Regions from separate parts of the Homo sapiens genome. Here region 1 is linked to region 2. Evidence: chromatin contacts called from ENCODE Hi-C or POLR2A ChIA-PET data. All regions are on one chromosome and are shown on one strand. The core of a region is the stretch at or near the end of the contact, and the rest is flanking DNA. Distances in the headings are between cores, read along the strand shown. Region 1 has its middle 53 kb from the start of ELDR. Region 2 holds the start of ELDR (EGFR long non-coding downstream RNA).

Region 1 (2,700 bases), core at 84-2,583, 53 kb before region 2:
CTGGCTCCCACCCTCCATAGGTCCTTGGCGCTTCCTCTTCCTTTTGCCTGGCAGGCTCTCACTTTCCCTTACCTCCCTTCACTCTGCTCCTGCAGCTCCTGCAGATTTTAGTGCAGAGACCTTCTCACCAGGGAGGCCTTTCTGCATTTCCCAGACTGACTGGGAACGCCTAGTTGCAGCACTATAATTGTGATTAACCAGTAGTGTAATTGGTTGTTGGAAGTCTGAATCTTATGTGAAAACATCAGCTCTGCAGTGGCAGGGGCTGTATCCCCAGAGCCTATTGTGGGGCTTCCACCTAGAAGGGCCTCAAAGGACTATGAGCAAATGAATGAAACATGTGGTACCTAACGAATACCACTTCTGGTACACAGTAGGCACTCAGTAAATCCTTGAGGAATGGCTGACTATGTAAATGTCCTTGCGTCTACATTTTATTCAGCTTGAATGAATGAGATTTTCAGAATCTGTGTCCAGTTCCTGTCCTAGCAAACCAGGTCGAAGGCATCATGCTCTTCTGAGAGGTGTTTCTTCACTTTCCTTCAGTTTCAAATTTATTTGTAATGACAAGTAAAGGTGCTAAAACCACTACTACCAGAGTGCAGCTGGGGATTTTCTATGGCTCTGACTTCAGACAGCAAATTTAGATACTCCCTGACTCCTGAGAAATAACGGTTCCCATCCACACTTCATTTTCCATTCCTTTGACACTGACTTTTATTGGACAATCTTAATTCTTCAGCATTCCTGATGGCGTGTTTAACAGGCTTCCTGGTTTCTTGAGCTCACAAAGCAGAGCAGCCAAGTCACAGATGGAGTGACTTCTGAGCCCCGACTTAGTGTGGGCACCAAAGGCATGGGAGGAGGAGCACGGGACTCTAACCGAGCTGGAGGAACCGTGTCTGGAAGGTTGAGGCCCAAATGTGCAGGGGCCAAAAATGTAGAGGTCAAGGCAGAAAACCAGAGTGAATATCATGTTCGTGGTAGGAAATGTCCAGTTGTGTCAGTGTGAATCACACAGAAGGTGTGGAGGCAGTCAGCTCCAGACAAGTGGGCTAAAGTCTCTGAGCATGTGTCCTCACCTGTAAAACGGGGCTAATGAGCGCCCACTGCATGTGCTTGTGAGGATGAAATGAGCTGGCGGCTCAGGCCTGGTGTGGTAATGAAATGAGCTGGTGGTTGAGGCCTAGTGTAGTAATGAAATGAGCTGGTTATTGAGGCCTAGTGTGGTAACGAGCGCCCACCGCATGGGCTTGTGAGGAGGAAATGAGCTGGTGGCTCAGGCCTGGTGTGGTAACGAAATGAGCTGGTTGTTGAGGCCTAGTGTGGTAACGAGTGCCCACCGCATGGGCTTGTGAGGAGGAAATGAGCTGGTGGTTCAGGCCTGTTGCAGTAACCAGCACCCACAGCATAGGCTTGTTGTGAAGATGAAATGAGTTAGTGTTTCAGGCCTGGTACACAGTAGGTGCTATTTAGGCATTAGCCATTACTGTCAACTCACGTTTAGCTTGCATTTGGGGGAGTTTCAGCTTCAGATTAGGAAGGTTATAACTCCCAGGAGGAAACAGCCCAGGATAAATGATGAAACCTACAATCAGGGATCACAAACTACATGCAAAAAGAGGCCAGGAAGCCAATATGACCAAGCCAGAGAGCCAGGTGGAAACTTACACAGGAGAGATGCATGCCTCCCTCAGGGGCAGCAGCTGCTGAGCCCAGGAGACCCAACACTCTAGGGAATGTGGGCCCAGCAGGGTCACAACTTCCAAATTTTCAAGAGCAGCTGGGAATCCTGATTTTATATGAGGTCCTCAATGTTCAATGTTGGCAATAAATTCAAAGTTGTCTTGTTACTTTGGAAAGATATAAAAGTAAAAGTTGCTTTGTTACTTTGGCAGGGTTGCCAGACCATGATAGGCATGGTCTGGATACGGCCAAGGCTTGCTAGCCTGTGACCGCCACTGAGAGATTATCTGGTTGCTCTAGAGGTCTGACCCAAAGGAATTTCAGACACTGAGCAGCTGAACATACTAATGACCAGACGGCTTTCAACACCAGAGGTATTTGGAGTATGTGAGTTGCTCAAAGATGAGCAAGTGTTTCCCTTGATAAGAGAGGAGATAGATTTTATATAATATAGTTGGGAGATTTGTAAAATAGTTTAGCAATGAATTGCCTGTCTGTGCTTAGAAAAGCAAGAAGTGGCTAGAATTTGGCATTGGATTTGATGAAAAACTATGCAAACCAGCTTTTTGTTTCTTTCTTTGTTTTTTTGTTTTCGGACACAGGGTCTTGCTCTGTCACCCAGGCTGGAGTGCAGTGGTGCAATCATGAATCACTGAAGCCTCAGTCTCCCATGCTCAAGTGATTCTCCTGCCTCAGCCTCCCAACTACCTGGGACTGCCTGTATGCACCTCCACAGTCAGCTAATTTTTGTATTTTTTATAGAGACGGGGTTTTGCCATGTTGCCCACACTGGTCTCGAACTCCTGGGCTCAAGTCTCTGCCTGCCTCAATCTTCCACAGTGCTGGAATTACAGGAGTGAGCCACTGTACCTGGCTCCAAAGTAGCTTATTTCCTTTTGAACCCAGTTTTAAGATCAAAAGATTGGTAGAATGAGCAACACTGACACTGAAATTCTGCAAGGCATTTGATCTTTTTACTTCGTTTTGTCCACATTGCCCCTTTGGATGAGAGGG
Region 2 (2,700 bases), core at 184-2,683:
TGATAAGCACTTTATATACCTTAGACATTTTAACCTAAATCAACCCTAAAAGGCAAGGTTATTTTTTCTACTAAATTTCCAACAACTAGGTGAACTAAAAGTAGGTTGAAAGACCAATTCTTATGAAAGAATGATTGTCAAAAAGAAAAAGATAAATTCTTCTGAAGAGACGAGAGACATAGGAGCAACTCAGACAGGAAACTTTTAATGGGTTTTAATCCAGGGTTTACAATGTTTTGAATCTGCAATTCTGAAATCCAAAGCAGATCTGGAAATTGAATGTTTTTGGCAACAAATTGGGTGGCAAAATCTGAACTATTTGTAGCTCTGTGTGCTGACGAGCATTGTGAGTGCCCTAGAGGGGCATCAAGCTTTTGCCCACAAAATCCTTTCTTTCCTTGGAGCATCTCAGTGGAGTTGTGTTTTGAGAAATAGTGCCTGACATAAGTTCGGTATTGCTACGTAAGACCTCTTTATTGTTTTTCTGCATAACTTTGGATTTTCCAATTCAGTTTACTTTGACCCACTCTTTACAGTTTAAGCATGCCAGGTGGTAACTCGATGGCTTCGCATCTTAATGATCGCATCTATGTGCATAATTCTTTGGGGTTCGTGGAGCAGTTTCACATTCATTATCTTGTTTGGTCCTTAGTAAAACTCCTTCTTTATTTTCAGCACTGAAGAAGTGGAGTCTCAGAGGTCACACAGCTGGCATGTGGCAGAACCAGCCACGCCATGCCGCCATGCCGCTTTGAGGACCAGTGACCCTCAGGGACTTAGCAAAATGCCATCTTCAAAACAACTTGTCAAGATCCTCACGGGCAGTCAGTGTCATGTTTTATATCGCGTACAACCTGCAGCACAGGGCGCAGCAGGCGTGAGTGCCACTGTCTAGGGACTCTCCATACCCTCCAGCCTTCAGACGCAGGAACGGGAATCTCAGCCAGCTGTCTCCTCTGTCCCAGGTTTCTCTCCAGTCTCACCTGAGGTCGAAAAGTCCGAATGAAGTAGGTGATAGTCCATTGATCTGAAGGGCATAGTGGCTCATGGGATTTTGCTGAGTCTACACCAGGTGTCAAAGAGTCTGGTGCCCAAACCTTGGCAAGTGCACGTGACTGATTACCTCATTGTCAGAAAATGTGGGAGCCCGGCAGCGCTTGGGACCACCTGGCTCAGACTCTTCATTCCAGACCAGACCACTGAGGCCCGGGAAGCGGGGTCCACTTACAGGACGTCGGAAGGCAGTGGGCAGGAACTGGGCTCCTTCCTGCCGGGCCAGCTTTTCGGAGGCTGGCACTGGGGCTTCGGGACTTGAGGACCTGATCGCTGCGCAGGCCACGCGCCACCCGCAGAGGGCACCCGCGGTCCGCCGCGTTCCAGGGCGCGGGCTCTGGGGCTGGCCTCTCTGGCGCGCGAGGGTTTGCTGAGATTTAACAGAGGGCCGTTACACTCACAGTGTAAGAACAGACTGACAATTCCAGGGCGCTGGCTTTTATGAAAATAGGAAACGCCACGATGCACTCTAACGTGGAGATGGGTTCGTCTGTGACAAGAGGAAGCCTGTTTGAAAGGCAGATTTCGGGAAAATGTAGGGAGGCAAGAGCGTTGGCCGAGCTCCTCAGAAGTCCCTGAACAGTTCTGTTTTCCAGGGCGCCGTTCACACTGAGATGAGACAGGTGGAAAAGAGAGCTCGCCCTTCTTGCATTGTCACACGGAGCGGCCCTCTCCCTGTGCAGCGTGGAGTCCCCTGGGCGCGGGCGAGGCTCAGGCGGGACGCGGCGGAGACCGAGCTTGTCCCTGTGTGGACCCGGGCAACTGCCGGTGGGCGAGGCCTGGATGGTGGCCAGGCCGCAGCCACCCGGACGTTTGCGAGCGCCGAAGGTGGGCCTGGAGGCGGGGACCTGGCCCTGCGGGGCCGGTGCGTGCGGGGCCCGGCTGAGCCGCCGGCTCCACCGGCAGGGAACCCGGCTCCCGCCTTCCCGGCAGGGAACCCGGCTCCCGCCTTCCCGGCCACACCGGGAGTGTGTGAGGGGGGACCCTTGGCCGGCAGGGGGCGCTCTCGGCCACTCCATCCGCCCGGTCACCGCGGGATCCCGCTGCTCCATCCCGCCGGTGCCGCCGTCGCGCCTCCTCCCGCAGCCCAGCTCTGCCTCCGCCTTCGCTCCCCGACTCCTCCCTTCTCCCTCTCAGTCCCGCAGGGAAGCTGGGCTGGGCGAGAGGGTGTCTCCTGGGTCCACCGTGGAAGCCCGAGGCGCGGGTGCGGAGCCAGCCCAGGGCTGCCGGCGTGAGCTGCAGGGCTGGCCTGGTGCTCATCCTCTGCCCGGGGCGCGGGAAAGGCGAGGGACGCTGTGCTGGATCTGTGTGCTCAGTGGCCATGCGTCGGCCTCAGGACTGGGAACGAGGCGAGAGACACAGATGTGGGTGATTTCCCTGTGGAAGCTGTACCCGAGGCCGTGGGAGTGGAGGGCACTGGGCTGCGAATGGAGACAGGATGCCCCGAGGGCCCGGGAGCGGGAGGTGGAGCGGGTCCCAGACGGCAGGGGCTCGGAGTGGGAGGCAGCGGGACTGGGAGAGCCGCGCTGGGGCCGCAGGGGTGCGCAGGGAGCTTCCTGCCCTTTGCACCTCAGGCTCCGGGAGCTGATTTGTTTCACCTTGGGCAGGTGCAGGATCTGCGCTTGCAGCCACCTTACTTCGTGGGCT

What was found. A loop is a pair of places that touch in the nucleus more often than their neighbours do. ChIA-PET counts read pairs that join two places held with the same protein, here RNA polymerase II (POLR2A). Pooled maps may share reads with other maps.
Region 1: a pooled map shows a loop between it and region 2 (4-fold over the local background). The contact joins the enhancer-like site here to the promoter of ELDR in region 2. A Hi-C loop is called at or near these places in 3 of 50 pooled maps. POLR2A ChIA-PET finds 5 or more read pairs at or near these places in 3 of 52 experiments (MCF 10A, T-cell and naive thymus-derived CD4-positive, alpha-beta T cell).

The regions. Positions count from the first base shown.
Region 1 is chr7:55,307,749-55,310,448 of GRCh38, reverse strand. No RefSeq gene overlaps it. Among named protein-coding and RNA genes, the nearest start is that of ELDR, 53 kb to the right of the region's middle. Within about 2 kb of position 1,333, at least 4 of the 41 ENCODE cell types and tissues checked have a DNase peak (open chromatin) inside an H3K27ac peak, as active enhancers do.
Region 2 is chr7:55,254,368-55,257,067 of GRCh38, reverse strand. It overlaps ELDR (EGFR long non-coding downstream RNA), which reads left to right and starts at 1,433. Exons shown (of 4, transcript NR_110426.1): 1 at 1,433-1,537; 2 at 1,650-1,881. RefSeq lists silencers at 1,397-1,446, 1,757-2,316.